Linked DNA regions of Homo sapiens: region 1 is linked to region 2. A link is a loop called in an ENCODE intact Hi-C map of the cell type or tissue named here. Cell type or tissue: Calu3. All regions are shown on one strand.

Region 1 (8,000 bases), 510 kb after region 2:
CTACAGTCATTAGTGCCATGAATATTTCATAACCTTTAAGGAATTGAATTAAATTTAATACTTCCTGCAACTGCATTAGATGCAAGAAGAGAGGGCAGTCTATAACTATTGCTTACTTTAATGAAATTACCTATAACCTGATTCTTTGCTAAAAGTAGCAGCCAATTACTCTGTAATCCACATGTATCTTAGGTAACAGTAGGAGGAAATTACTACGTGATGTTCTCTTTGGTAACTTGAAACCAACGAAAGCATATTATCCTCAAAAAGTGTATAGACTCAGTACAATGTGTGAAGCAATGATGTATTGACATATAGATATTTTTCCCTTTAAAAGCCTCCAAATGTCAAATTTCATTTATCAACTCTTAAGGTGCCATGGAGAGTAAAATAGGAATACCTACAGATATAAAATATGTTCTTGCATTAAGAATGTGAAAGAAGTCATTACTGCTTCCTATTAAATAACCATATTCTTTGTGGCTTACAGAAAAGAACAGTAGGCTCCTTATGCTCTCTCTGAAAATTTGAGCCCCTTCAAAGAGTTATTAGGTTGGTAGAGAAAAACCATCCATTAAACTCCTAAGAAGAGGGAGTATTGCTCAAATTGATGTTTTTCTGTCATGACTGTCTTTTTCTCTTCCCTCTAATTGTTCTACAAAACTGAATTTAAGGATAAACTCTTTAATCATAAGGATACTTAGGTCCCATACCCCCATTATCTCCAGAAAAATATATATAAGGAAGAGGCCTGAAGATATAGTTGCTAAATATCAACCTACCAAAAGGTAGGAGAGTACTAATTATATACCATGTTCTGCACTGTTTACTTTTATGTCTAGAATTTCATTATATTCCTCCCCAAACTTTACAAGTTAAATGTAATAGGCACTATTCTAAAAACAAGGAAGCTGAAGCTCACAGAGATTAAATGATCATCCAGTAACATACAGCTACTAAGACAGAGGAGTGGTAGTTTTGATACATAAATGAGAAAACTTTGATTTACATGTCCATGAGTACGAGAAAGGATTTTTAAAAATTAAGCTGAGCACAGTACTATAGAATTCTACGTCATCATGGCTGAGAGAAAACGTACCTGCTTTAATTCAGGAGACATATTTTGCTTTGAGTGAAAGGACATTACCAAATACTAAATACTAAATCATTCTGTTCTATTGAACCATGACCAGTGTTCTTTCTCCGAGTTTAGGTAAATAAAAATTAGAATTAGAGACTAAGGAAGAGATAACCAGAATCTCTCCACAAAATAAGATTAAGTTTATCAAGGCAGCCATCCCTATTTTTATTAGTCAAACTCCAAGATAAAAGCCCCAATGCTCTCTTGCCCCAGAAAGTTGATTCTTGAGCACATCATCCATACAGATGCTGCATGTTCTTACACTTGAGTTCCCTGCTTCCTCCTGCCTTCCGAGACCTTCACTCTGCCCTCTAGAGCACCAGCAACTATGTTCAACCTCTTCTCTGATGTTCTACTTTCTTGCCTTAAAAGCTCAGCTCTCTCCTCACATGTGATTCCTTCTATAGCTCTCAAAATAATGGATCTTTAGTCTGTGTACAGCATGTACGTCAGGGTTTAGTAGAGAGATTGTTATCCTCCTGCCTCCCAAATGCTGCTCACACTCACTACTCACACTCTTGTAGAAAATTCTGTCCCTCTGAGACTCATTCATTCATTTATGCCTTAACTCATTCAATAGATACTTAAAGAGCTAGTGTTGAGTGTCAATAGTTTTTTTTAAGCTCTAGGGATATGAAAGACATTATGTGACTTGATCATCCACTTTCCCTCCCAGCTGCAGTCATTATAAACTTCTAGATCATGGTGTATCACTCAGAGAAGGTTTTGACATCTAGCTTACAGTCTTGCTCTCCACCTCATATTTGTTTACAGGACAAGTTTTCTTCCCTCTGGGGAAGGAAAAGAAGGCAGATAACCTGGTCTAATTTCCTCTTCAAATGGACCTCTGGGTAAATAGACTAATATTTGCTAGTAGTCTTTATATATACAAAGGCCTTAGCAAGATGTCTTTGGTTAAGGATTACTGATAATAAATAAATCTAATATCAGTTATGTGAGGCATGGCTGCCTGGAGAATGTCAGGCAACCTGTATAATTATCAGCATTATAGAATTAGCCACATAAATACACTCTGCTATGTGAGGTAATTATCTCCTCACTTGGAGGTCCCATTTTTTACCCAGAACCAGAGAGCACAAAAGCAACAAAGGAAGAAAGTGCCAGTGTAACCATGTGAGATGTCTCAGACACCTCTCTTATTTGTCTCTGTTTCTTGATTGCCTACATCCCTGAATTATTTGGAAAGCTGGACATGGAGTATGATATCAGATATATATGAGTCTAATTTGACAATTCAATCCTGGTTTTAGCTAAGGCTCCCACCTCTATCATTCCATACGCATACACAGAATTCCTCATTAAATTTAATTTACCAGTTACCATCTTGTTGTCAAAACTACTGGGCATTCACAGTCATCTTACACGACCCATAACCTCTCCATTTTACTCAACACTGATGACTACGCCCTTCTGTCTGGAAAATATAATTCCTCGGCCTCTCTGCCAAATATAAACAGTTGAATTATTGCCTTCAATGCTTCACACTGCCCTGCATCGGTACCTTCCCCACAGTCTCAACATGGTCAGAGTATATTTCCATACCTCCTAGACTTTCGGTTTCTCTAAGTGTCTACTTTGGCCATGGAATGAATTATTTGGAAATGACAGTGCATCAGTTCCAATCTAGCAACTTATTCTCTTGTATTCATACTTCTGTCAAGGAAACACACTCCAGCTGGCCCTGTCTTACGGAGAGATACACAAAGCAGAACCTCAGCAGCCAACTCCAAGATTTTCATTCAAAGTAGAGCCACCCCAGTCATCACAGCCTGAAGCAGAGCTATCTAGCCACAGATTGGCCATATACCCCAGCCAAATTATAAGCATAAATGATGGTTCTTTTAACCATGGATTTTGGGGCTGATGTGTGTATTTCCACAGACTGACATAAAATACCACAGACTGGGTGATTTAAACAATATAAATTTATATTTCCCCAATTCTGAAGGCTAAAGATTCAAGATTAAGGTATTAACAGGTTTATCTGAAAATTGCAGATGGCTGCCTTCTGACTGCATCCTCTTGTGTTTTTTTCTTTGTGCATATGCATTTCTGGTGTCTCTTTGTGTGTCCAAATGTTATTGTCTTATAAGGACACCAGTCAACTGTCTAATTTTAACTTAATAACCTCTTTAAAGGATTTATCTCCAAACACAGTCACATTCTGAGGTACTGTCATTTAGGGCTTCAGCATATGAATTTTGGAAGGACACAAGTCAGCACATAACATTATGTTACATGGCATTATTATGACAATAACTGACTGGTACACGACAATCATCTGGCTTCTTCTACTTCTCTGACCTTTTCTTTTATTTCCTCTACTTAGCCATTTAAATGTAAGAGACCTCAAGACTCTATCTTAGGCCCCTCTTTCACACTATACTGTAACTCCAGGCCTGATATTCAACAGGAGGAGGTTTTTCCCCTCACCCCACCCAGGGACATTTGGCAATATCTGGAGACATTTTTGATGATCACAGCTGGGGAAGGTGTACTACTGACATCTAGGGGAGACAGCTGGGATCCTGCTATAAGATGCACAATGCACAGAGTAGCTCCCCTACAACAAAGTATTAACCAGCCCAAAATGTCAATGGTGCAGAGATTAAGAAACCCTCTTCTAGGCACTTACATCGAAGTTGTAGGCTCCACGCCATTGGCAATAGATTCACATCTCTGGCCCTGATATCTGAGTTTCAAACACACTTATCGTATTTAACCTCCCTTACTTGGATAATTCAAAAGCACTTCAAACTCAAATTATCCCAAAACAAACTTGTGGTTTTCCCTCCAGATATTGGTTCTCTTACTTGGTATTTCAGCTTAGCAAATTGTGTTCATCCAGAAACTCAGGAGCCAATAACTCCCTTTCCTCTAACCTATAAAGTTCATCACCCTGAGCTAATTTACTTTCTAAATATATCTTTGGTTCATCCATTTCTTTCATTTCCATTGAGAGTAACTTTTCTCCTCTAAGCTGTCATTTGTCTCTCCCTTGGAATGATGTCATTCAGTTTGCCAATTAGCAATCAAATGATTACTCTCAAAATTATTGAGCATTCTCTTTATAAAATACAAATATAAACATGACACTTCACTGATTCAAAACAAACAGAAAACATTCTCCATTGTTCTTAAAGATTGAAATCCTTAATGTTGCCTAAAAGTAAAATATCCATAAAATGTATTGTCAAAACCAGTACACTTTTAAGAGGAGTGTGTGCGTGCATGAGTGTGTGTGTGTTTGTGTGTGTGTGTGTGTGTGTGTGTGTGTGTGTGGTGGGGAAATATTAAAAATTATTCCAAGGCAAATGTAAACAGGGACTGTCCCTGTTTACATTTGCATACCCTGTTGCTACTTGCATACCCTGTTGATAAGTCCTTTGTTGCTTCAGCCCTGCCTGCCTCTCAAAATTCATCTCATATTATTTTCCTTTCCCTTTTGACTTTCCAGATAAATTGGACTTTATATGATGCTATCTTCTATGTGCCTCTTATGTGCCATATTCCTTCTACCTCAGTGGTTTTACATGTTTTTCACTCTGCATAGAAATTTCTCACCCCCAAATGTAAATTAGTACAGTCACTATGGAGAACAGTTTGAAAGTTCCTCAGAAAACTGAAAATAGAGCTACCATATGATCCAGCAATCCTACCTTTAAGGTACATACTCAACAGGAAGAAAATTAGTATATTGAAGAGATACCTGCACTCCAGTGTTTGCTGTAGCACTGTATACAATAGCTAAGATTTGGAAGCAACCTAAGCATCCATCAACAGATGAAAGGATAAAGAAAATGATGTACATATACACAATGGAGTCCTATTCAGCCATAAAAAAAAGAGAGAGAGAATGAGATCCTGTCGTTTGCAACAACATGAATGGAACTGGGGGACATTAAGTTATGTGAGATAAGCCAGGCACAGAAAGAAAAACATCACATGTTCTCACTTAAAAAAAAAAAAAAAGAATTGAACTAATGGAGATAGGAGAAAGACAATCATCAACATGGGGGAGGGAGTAGGTATGGTTAATTGGTACAAAAAATATATAAAGAATAAATGAAAATTAGTATTTGATAGTGCAACAGGGTAATTATAGTCAATACTAATTGCACATTTAAAAATAACTAAAAGAGTATAATTAAATTATTTGTAACACAAAGGATAAATGTTTGAGGTGATGGATATCCCATTTACCTTGAAGTGATTATTACACATTGCATGCCCATATCAAAATATCTCTTGTAAGTCCAGGACCAGATGGATTCACAGCCAAATTCTACCAGAGGTACAAGGAGGAACTGGTACCATTCCTTCTGAAACTATTCCAGTCAATAGCAAAAGAGGGAATCCTTCCTACTCATTTTATGAGGCCAGCATCATCCTGATACCAAAGCCGGGCAGAGACACCACTAGAAAAGGGAATTTTAGACCAATATCCCTGATGAACATTGATGCAAAAATCCTCAATAAAATACTGGCAAACCAAATCCAGCAGCACATCAAAAAGCTTATCCACCATGATCAAGTGGGCTTCATCCCTGGGATGCGAAGCTGGTTCAATATACGCAAATCAATAAATGTAAACTAGCATATAAACAGAACCAAAGACAAAAACCACATGATTATCTCAATAGACGCAGAAAAGGCCTTTGACAAAATTCAACAACGCTTCATGCTAAAAACTCTCAATAAATTAGGTATTGATGAGATGTATCTCAAAATAATAAGAGCTATCTATGACAAACCTACAGCCAATATCATACTGAATGGGCAAAAACGAAGTGTTCCCTTTGAAAACTGGCACAAGACAGGGATGCCGTCTCTCACCACTCCTATTCAACATAGTGTTGGAAGTTCTGGCCAGGGCAATCGGGCAGGAGAAGGAAATAAAGGGTATTCAATTAGGAAAAGAGGAAGTCAAATTGTCCCTGTTTGCAGATGACATGATTGTATATCTAGAAAACCCCATTGTCTCAGCCCAAAATCTCCTTAAGTTGATAAGCAACCTCAGCAAAGTCTCAGGATACAAAATCAATGTGCAAAAATCACAAGCATTCTGTTACACCAATAACAGACAAACAGAGAGCCAAATCATGAGTGAATTCCCATTCACAATTGCTTCAAAGAGAATAAAATACCTAGGAATCCAACTTACAAGGGATGTGAAGGGCCTCTTTAAGGAGAACTACAAAGCACTGCTCAATGAAATAAAAGAGGATACAAACAAATGGAAGAACATTCCATGCTCATGGGTAGGAAGAATCAATATCGTGAAAATGGCCATACCACCCAAGGTAATTTATAGATTCAATGCCATCCCCATCAAGCTACCAATGACTTGCTTCACAGAATTGGAAAAAACTACTTTAAAGTTCATATGGAAAGAAAAAAGAGCCCGCATCGCCAAGACAATCCTAAGCCAAAAGAACAAAGATGGAGGCATCACGCTACCTGACTTCAAACTATACTACAAGGCTACAGTAACAAAAACAGGATGGTACTGGTACCAAAAGAGAGATATAGATCAATGGAACAGAACAGAGCCCTCAGAAATAACGCTGCCTATCTACAACTATCTGATCTTTGACAAACCTGAGAAAAACAAGCAATGGGGAAAGGATTCCCTATTTAATAAATGGTGCTGGGAAAACTGGCTGGCCATATGTAGAAAGCTGAAACTGGATCCCTTCCTTACACCTTATACAAAAATTAATTCAAGATGGATTAGAGACTTAAACGTTAGACCTAAAACCATAAAAACCCTAGGAGAAAACCTAGGCAATACCATTCAGGACATAGGCATGGGCAAGGACTTCATGTCTAAAACACCAAAAGCAATGGCAACAAAAGACAAAATTGACAAATGGGATCTAATTAAACTAAAGAACTTCTGCACAGCAAAAGAAACCACCATCAGAGTGAACAGGCAACCTACAAAATGGGAGAAAATTTTCGCAACCTACTCATCTGACAAAGGGCTAATATCCAGAATCTACAATGAACTCAAACAAATTTACAAGAAAAAAACAAACAACCCCATCAAAAAGTGGGTGAAGGACATGAACAGACACTTCTCAAAAGAAGACATTTATGCAACCAAAAAACACATGAAAAAATGTTCACCATCACTGGCCATCAGAGAAATGCAAATCAAAACCACAATGAGATACCATCTCACACCAGTTAGAATGGCAATCATTAAAAAGTCAGGAAACAACAGGTGCTGGAGAGGATGTGGAGAAATAGGAACACTTTTACACTGTTGGTGGGACTGTAAACTAGTTCAACCATTGTGGACGTCAGTGTGGCAGTTCCTCAGGGATCTAGAACTAGAAATACCATTTGACCCAGCCATCCCATTACTGGGTATATACCCAAAGGACTATAAGTCATGCTGCTATAAAGACACATGCACACGTATGTTTATTGCGGCACTATTCACAATAGCAAAGGCTTGGAACCAACCCAAATGTCCAACAACGATAGACTGGATTGAGAAAATGTGGCACATATACACCATGGAATACTATGCAGCCACAAAAAATGATGAGTTCATGTCCTTTGTAGGGATATGGATGAAATTGGAAATCATCATTCTCAGTAAACTATCGCAAGGACAAAAAACCAAACACCACATGTTCTCACTCATAGGTGGGAATTGACAATGAGAACACATGGACACAGGAAGGGGAACATCACACTCTGGGGACTGTTGTGGGGTCGGGGGAGTGGGGAGGGATAGCATTAGGAGATATACCTAATGCTAAATGATGAGTTAATGGGTGCAGCACACCAGCATGGCACATGTATACATATGTAACTAACCTGC
Region 2 (8,000 bases):
CAATGTGGTTCTTGCAGTTGATTTATTTAGTGCACTGTTCTGACGTAAGCTGAAATGTCACCACCTTTGCCAAAGGACCAGCTGTTGGTATCAAGACTGCCCTGAGAAGTGCTCATCTTCTCTAACCCACGCCACCCCTGGCATGGGTCTCTGCTGGACCCTACAATTCGTGTAACCTAATTAAGAATCAAAAGTTGTAGACACAGAAGCCAACTGAAAAAACTCCGAAGAAACAAAGCTGGAGCAACTTGAGCAATAATCAAAGCAACATATTATTGGATTAATACCTAAAGTATAAATTTCAATGAGTATATACTGATATAAATATAAATGAAGGAGATAGATACCAAACTCTCATTTAGAAGTATTCCAAATAACTTAAATAGACATCCTCCATTCAAAGCGGGATAGGGCACAACACTCTTCTTCCTCTTTAAGTATAGGTTATGCTTAGTGACTTGCATCTAAACAGTGTGGTACAGAAAGAGGAGAAAAGTAGCTTTATAGTGAAGAAACCTGACAAATAATACTTCAGCCACATCAAGTTTCACATCAACAGTGACAGGTCACATTGATAGCAAGAATCCTTAATATGACGTGCTAACAATGGTATTTCACCTCTGTGATCTTCCTTACAGAAATAATAGACAAACACAAACTAAGGAACAGTATACAAAATACCTGACCAATATGCAAAACTGTCAAGGTCATCAAAACTAGGGGAAGTCTGAGAAATTGTTACAGCCCAGTGGAGCCTAAAGAAATACTAAAACTAAATGAAATGTGGTATCCTGGATGGGGCCTTGAAATAAAACATGGACATCGGAGGAAAAATTAATGAAATCCAAATAAAACGTAGAGTATCATTAATAATAATGTATTATTAGTTCGTTAGTTGTAATAAATGTACCGTATTTACAAAAGATATCGACAATAGAGAAAATTGGATGGGAGGTCTATGGGAACTCTACCAATTTGGCAACTTTTCTGCAACTCTAAGACAATTATACAGTAAAAGTTTTATTTAATATTTTTTAAAATTTGGAAAATAGAGCAGAGACCATTTTCTCTCCTTGACAATAAAACAGGAACCTCTTGAGAACTTGTGTGCTCTGGGAAAGAACTGAGAAAGAAACTTCTGTTCTCTTTATCCCTTGCTCATTCATCTCACGGTAGAAATAAATTATGTGATTTGAAGAATGAGGGAAACATTCACTGCTTCATGTGCGGTCCACCATCGGATGGCTCTTTATCTCAAATTTGCCTGAAATGACCTTCTCCTATCTTCTTACTTGCCGTATACAAACTTACAATGGAAAGGCTCCCCAGCCCTCTGTGAAAAGCTCAGAATTCTCCTGCCTGTGACTAGGTAGGTAAATTCAATTCAGAAAAGAAACGGTTGAGGGTTGAAAAATCCAATATGGAACACAGTTGTAAGTCATTTTATCTAATTCAAATTTTCCTTCTGAATAACTGGGCTACCAACCCACTAACAAAAAATCTAATACACCTCAACTGATTCCTTCTATTTATTATCAGTTTCAATTAAGATTATAAGCCATTTACACACAAACACACACACACACACACACACACACAGAGATATCCAAGCCAACCATCACATAATTAACAATTTATAAACTTCATATTTGCTTTAGTGTTTTAACCCTATTGCAACTCCCACAATCATTAATATAAAATGAAAGTATGTAAAATAGTGTATTTTAGTTGACAACCAAACCCAATTTTAATGAGTAGAAAACTTTCCCTGCAAATAGTGTGTTTTATCTCAACTTTAACAAGCCAGGTTACATCGTTTTGTCTATGATTGCCTTTAGTCACTGTTCTTGCATCTGATGCCTTGTCAAAGTGGCAAACCTCTAAAATCTCCAAGAATCTCAAGTTTCTAAGACAATCTGAATTGACAATGAAACGTCTGTAGATGACAGCCACTAACAGACAGTTTAGTGCACAATAAACCACAGTGTAAGTAGTTTTACAAATGACTTACAAAGTCATACGACTCTAAATGGTATAAACCAAAATATTCTTGTTTTACAATGACTTCTCCCACTGTGTAATTTTTTTAAAAGTTGGCAGATAGGAATTTACATATCTAGAAGACATTTAGCACAGACACTCTCATATAAATAGTGGTAGAGACCAAGGCTAAACACTGAAAATTCCTTTAGAAATCTTGATATGATAATATCTCCAGAAATTATTTTTGGTTCAACGGAAAATAAAATAAAAATCTAATCTAGAGATACTTCATGGCGATAACACTGAAATACAACTAGTCAGGGTAGATGACAGCTGGCTATTTCATTACAAAGTCAAAATTACAAGTTTATTTGGTAAGCAGCTTTATATTCTTAAGTTTTAGTAATATTTATACAGAACACAACAGGTGACAGATTTTGGCCATTTCTTTAAAAATAACTTCATTGAAAAAATAAAATTTAATGTCTAAATATTCCCCAAATTTTACAAAAGTTTTGCTCAAAAAAACTTATTCTGAAAAGAAGAATCCACCAATACTGACTTCCTTATAGAGTCTCTTATAAAGAGTTCTTAAAATTGCTTTATTATGGAAAAAAAGTACTGTATGGGAAGATATCAGTCTAGTCCATTTCACAGAAGGGGAGTTGTAATTTGTATGATATATACAAATCCTAATGGAGTTTATAATTCTTATACAATTTTCTTGACCAGCTCATAAAATGAAGGTAAAAATATAACAAAGATTTATTATTTGTAAGAATATGATGATACAACTGCTACTGTAATACGTCATTTTGCAGAAAGCATTTAAAATCACCTTTAAAAATGGTAAAAGGTTGTGGAAATCATGAATAAGCATATATAAAGTAAAAAGAGAAAAATACTGTACTCATGTCATGGGATTAGATACTGCTTACTTGGAATATAATTTCCAGAGACAATTATCATAAGTGGATTTTAAAAGCACTAAAATTAATTTGAAATAACTTAGAAAAAATGAGAAAAAAAAAGCTATTAGGTGATTTGAAAGGTGGCTCTAGCCACACATTGCCATTCAAAGTTGCCCATGCAGGATTTAAGTTAAATTGCTTCAGAAAATTAAGACTAGTAATGAACCATTATAGGCAAATATTTTTAAATCTCATTTTTATTCATAAAACTTGTGAAAGAAATTTGGCCTTTTTTCGATGAAAAAAATACGTAGTAACTTTTATTCAGCATTTCCTTGTATTAGGATTTAGAGAGTATTGCTTACATCTGTATATGCATATACATACTGTATATATGTGTATAAATTATACATATGCATATATAATGTATATAGATTTTATGCATCATATTTGGAATACATATATATATAAATCAAATAAACTACTTCAGTAGTGAATCTTCCTCTATATTCAAGACTAATGTAGAAAAATTTATTTTACTGTTATGGTAAAACATTAAATATATATTATATATAATATATAAAATCATATTTATAACATTAGCATTTGAGAAAATTATAGTGGGTCACAATATCTTCTATATTTCACTATTAAAATTGTAAATAGTTCACAAGCTGTAAAGTACCATTATAAAAATAATTTTGCTTTGATCTAATTCCCCACTAGAGTGCAGTGTGAATTTAAAATTAAAACTACAGCATCTGGAAATTCCCAAGACATAAAAATGGCATTACTATAATTCTGTAAATATCTAACATACACATATTCTAACACAACATTCAGCTTCAGTGGTGTGTGTGTGTGTACAGCACAGCTAACGAACTCACCAATATTTAGCCACACAACTCAGATACTAAAGATAAACCAGGGGAAAGTCACAGAACAGAAGATAATCTAAACTGTTTGTCACATGTTATCATAAGTTCTTTACTAAAAAGCATTAATTGTTTTACATCACCTCCTAACTTAAATATCACTTAGGAACTTCAAAAATGAGAACATTTTAATTAGGAACATCTTACTTTTATGACAGGAAATTACATTATAGAAGACTACATAAGGCAAATGAAGGTTAATGGATTGCATTTCAAGTACAGTTTTTATCACATCACAGCATCACATTAAATTTGTTGGTCTCAATACAACCATGGCTTTTACAAGTTGATGGAAGTCTTAACTGAATATTTGCAGACTCACCTACAAAAATTAAGCCCAGAGTGGCAGAATGAGATACAGAATGGAACTTTTAAATGCATTCCTTTCTTCCTTTTAAGCAGTAGACTTTTTAGAATTGTAAGCTTCAAATCAGAATTTCTATTTTGAGTCCTCAGTTTCAAAAAGAAATTTTACCTTAATCTTCAAATGACTCACCATGAAAGCACTAAAATATTTTTGAGGCCAAATGGGAGCCCATAGTTTAACCTCGAAAATAAAAACAACAACATTTTGTTAAAAAAGGTAAATCATTCAAGTAGAATCTACTACTATATAAATAATAGATCAGATATGTCTTAAATTTCAACGTCACGAATGTATTCCTCAAAGTTTCAAAGACCAATGAAAAATTATATTATATTACTATTATTACATTTTTTTAGCCAACAGTACACAAATCTTTTCCTGTATTCTGACCTACTGTTCCTATTTTAGGGATATCTTCTTGAATCAGTCATGCCATCAGGGCCTCCTTGGCAAAACATGATCCCCCTGGAGTTATGCCACACAGCGTGTCTGCCATCACACCAGGGATGCTGAGGCTGCACTGTGAGTCCTGCTCTTGAGTTCTCAGACCAGATTTTTTTAAAGCTACTTTAAACATCAACCCTATTTTCTTGAAAATGCACCAAATATCTTTGTGCTTTCAGCTAGTTCTACTCTACTTTGGATCTAAAACAGCTTACATAAAACTTAAGAAAGGTTTGCCCCAGAAAAATTTCTGAAGACCTGAGTTAGAGAATGATTGTTCTTATGTATATCTGGTGAAAAGTTATGCCAAGAAAAAAAGTAGGCACCCTACAAGTTATTAAAAAGTCATATGACAAATATATGTTAAGTACCTGCCATGTGCTAGCACTCGTTTAGCCACTTAGGATATTTGTACATCACATCACACAATACCCTAGTTCTCTGTGAAGTTTGAGAAGAGAGAGATAATGTAGGCTAGACTGACTATGACTTTTTTTTATTATTATACTTTTAAGTTTCAGGGTTTAAGTGCACAATGTGCAGGTTTGTTACATATGTATACATGTGCCGTGTTGGTGTGCTGTAGCCATTAACTCGTCATTTAACATTAGGTATATCTCCAAATGCTATCTCTCCCCTCTCCCCAAACCCCACAACAGTCCCTGGTGTGTGATGTTCCCCTTCCTGTGCCCATGTGTTCTCACTGTTCAATTCCCACCTATGAGTGAGAACATACGGTGGTTGGTTTTTTGTCCTTGTGATAGTTTGCTGAGAATGATGGTTTCCAGCTTCATCCAATGTCCCTACAAAGAACATGAACTCATCCTTTTTTATGGCTGTACAGTATTCCATGGTGTATATGTGCCACATTTTCTTAATCCAGTCTATCATTGTTGGACATTTGGGTTGGTTCCAAGTCTTTGCTATTGTGAATACTGCCGCATTAAACATATGTGTACATGTGTCTTTATAGCAGCATGATATATAATTCTTTGGGTATATACCCAGTAATGGGATGGCTGGGTCAAATGGTATTTCTACTTCTAGATCCCTGAGGAATCGCCACACCGACTTCCACAATGGTTGAACTAGTTTACAGTCCCACCAACAGTGTAAAAGTGTTCCTATTTCTCCACATCCTCTCCAGTACCTGTTGTTTCCTGACTTTTTAATGATTGCCATTCTAACTGGTGTGAGATGGCATCTCATTGTGGTTTTGATTTGCATTTCTCTGATGGCCAGTGATGATAAGCATTTTTTCATGTGTCTTTTGGCTGCATTAATGTCTTCTTTTGAGAAGTGTCTGTGCATATCCTTCACCCACTTGTTGATGGGGTTGTTTTTTTCTTGTAAATTTGTTTGAGTTCTTTGTAGATTCTGGATATTAGCCCTTTGTCAGATGAGTAGATTGCAAAAATTTTTCTCCCATTCTGTAGGTTGCCTGTTCACTCTGATGGTAGTTTCTTTTGCTGTGCAGAAGCTCTTTAGTTTAATTAGATCCCATTTGTCAGTTTTGGCTTTTGTTGCCATTGCTTTTGGTGTTTTAGACATGAAGTCCTTGCCCCCCATGCCTATGTCCTGAATGGTATTGCCTAGGTTTTCTTCTAGGGTTTTTATGGATTTAGGTCTAACATGTAAGTCTTTAATTATCTTGAATTAATTTTTGTATAACGTGTAAGGAAGGGATCTAGTTTCAGCTTTCTACATATGGCTAGCCAGTTTTCCCAGCACCATTTATTAAATAGGGAAACCTTTCCCCATTTCTTGTTTTTGCCAGGTTTGTCAAAGATCAGATAGTTGTAGATATGTGGCATTATTTCTGAGGGCTCTGTTCTGTTCCATTGGTCTATATCTCTGTTTTGGTACCAGTACCATGCTGTTTTGGTTACAGTAGCCTTGTAGTATAGTTTGAAGTCAGGCAGCGTGATGCCTCCAGCTTTGTTCTTTTGGCTTAGGATTGACTTGGCGATGTGGGCTCTTTTTTGGTTCCATATGAACTTTAAAGTAGTTTTTTCCAGTTCTGTGAAGAAGGTCATTGGTAGCTTGATGGGGATGGCATGGAATCTATAAATTACTTTGGGCAGTATGGCCATTTTCACGATATTGATTCTTCCTACCCATGAGCATGGAATGGTCTTCCATTTGTTTGTATCCTCTTTTATTTCATTGAGCAGTGGTTTGTAGTTCTCCTTGAAGAGGTCCTTCACATCCCTTGTAAGTTGGATTCCTAGGTATTTTATTCTCTTTGAAGAAATTGTGAATGGGAGTTCACTCATGATTTGGCTCTCTTGTGTGTCTGTTATTGGTGTATAAGAATGCTTATGATTTTTGCACACTGATTTTGTATCCTGAGACTTTGCTGAAGTTGCTTATCGGCTTAAGGAGATTTTGGGCTGAGACGACGGGGTTTTCTAGATATACAATCATGTCATCTGCAAACAGGGACAATCTGACTTCCTCTTTTCCTAATTGAATACCCTTTATTTCCTTCTCCTGCCTGATTGCCCTGGCCAGAACTTCGAATACTATGTTGAACAGAAGTGGTGAGAGAAGGCATCACTGCCTTGTGCCAGTTTTGAAAGGGAATGGTTCCAGTTTTTGCCCATTCAATGAAGGCAGAAATAAAGAAGTTCTTTGAAACCAATGAGAACAAAGACACAACATACCAGAATCTCTGGGACACATTTAAAGCAGTGTGTAGAGGGAAATTTATAGCACTAAATGCCCACAAGAGAAAGCAGGAAAGATCCAAAATTGACACCCTAACATCACAATTAAAAGAACTAGAGAAGCAAGAGCAAACACATTCAAAAGCTAGCAGAAGGCAAGAAATAACAAAGATCAGAGCAGAACTGAAGGAAACAGAGACACAAAAAACCCTTCAAAAAATCAATGAATCCAGGAGCTGGTTTTTTGAAAAGATCAACAAAGTTGATAGACCACTAGCAAGACTAATAAAGAAGAAAAGAGAGAATAATCAAATAGATGCAATAAAAAATGATAAAGGGGATATAACCACCTATCCCACAGAAATACAAACTACCATCAGAGAATACTATAAACACCTCTATGCAAGTAAACTAGAAATCTGGAAGAAATGGATAAATTCCTCGACACATACACCCTCCGAAGACTAAACCAGGAAGAAGTTGAATCTCTGAATAGACCAATAACAGGCTCTGAAATTGAGGCAATAATTAATAGCTTACTAACCAAACATGTACAGGACAAGACGGATTCACAGCCGAATTCTAACACAGGTACAAGGAGGAGCTGGGACCATTCCTTCTGAAACTATTCCAATCAATAGAAAAAGAGGGAATCCTCCCTAACTCATTTTATGAGGCCAGCATCATCCTG

The links. Hi-C counts contacts between places; a loop is a spot of excess contacts. Peaks named below come from ENCODE experiments on the same cell type or tissue, not always from the same donor. Only the 100,000 strongest peaks of a DNase experiment are listed, where the experiment ranks them.
Region 1: a loop joins it to region 2, with 10 times the contacts of the local background. A loop is called at or near these places in 5 of 110 quality-filtered maps.

What each region holds. Positions count from the first base shown.
Region 1 is chr3:22,682,132-22,690,131 of GRCh38, forward strand. No RefSeq gene overlaps it. Among named protein-coding and RNA genes, the nearest start is that of UBE2E2-DT, 520 kb to the right of the region's middle. In Calu3, no CTCF peak of the experiment used is centred here; a DNase peak (open chromatin) is centred at 3,650.
Region 2 is chr3:22,172,454-22,180,453 of GRCh38, forward strand. It overlaps a transcript of ZNF385D not described here. Among named protein-coding and RNA genes, the nearest start is that of ZNF385D-AS2, 220 kb to the left of the region's middle. In Calu3, no CTCF peak of the experiment used is centred here; no DNase peak of the experiment used is centred here.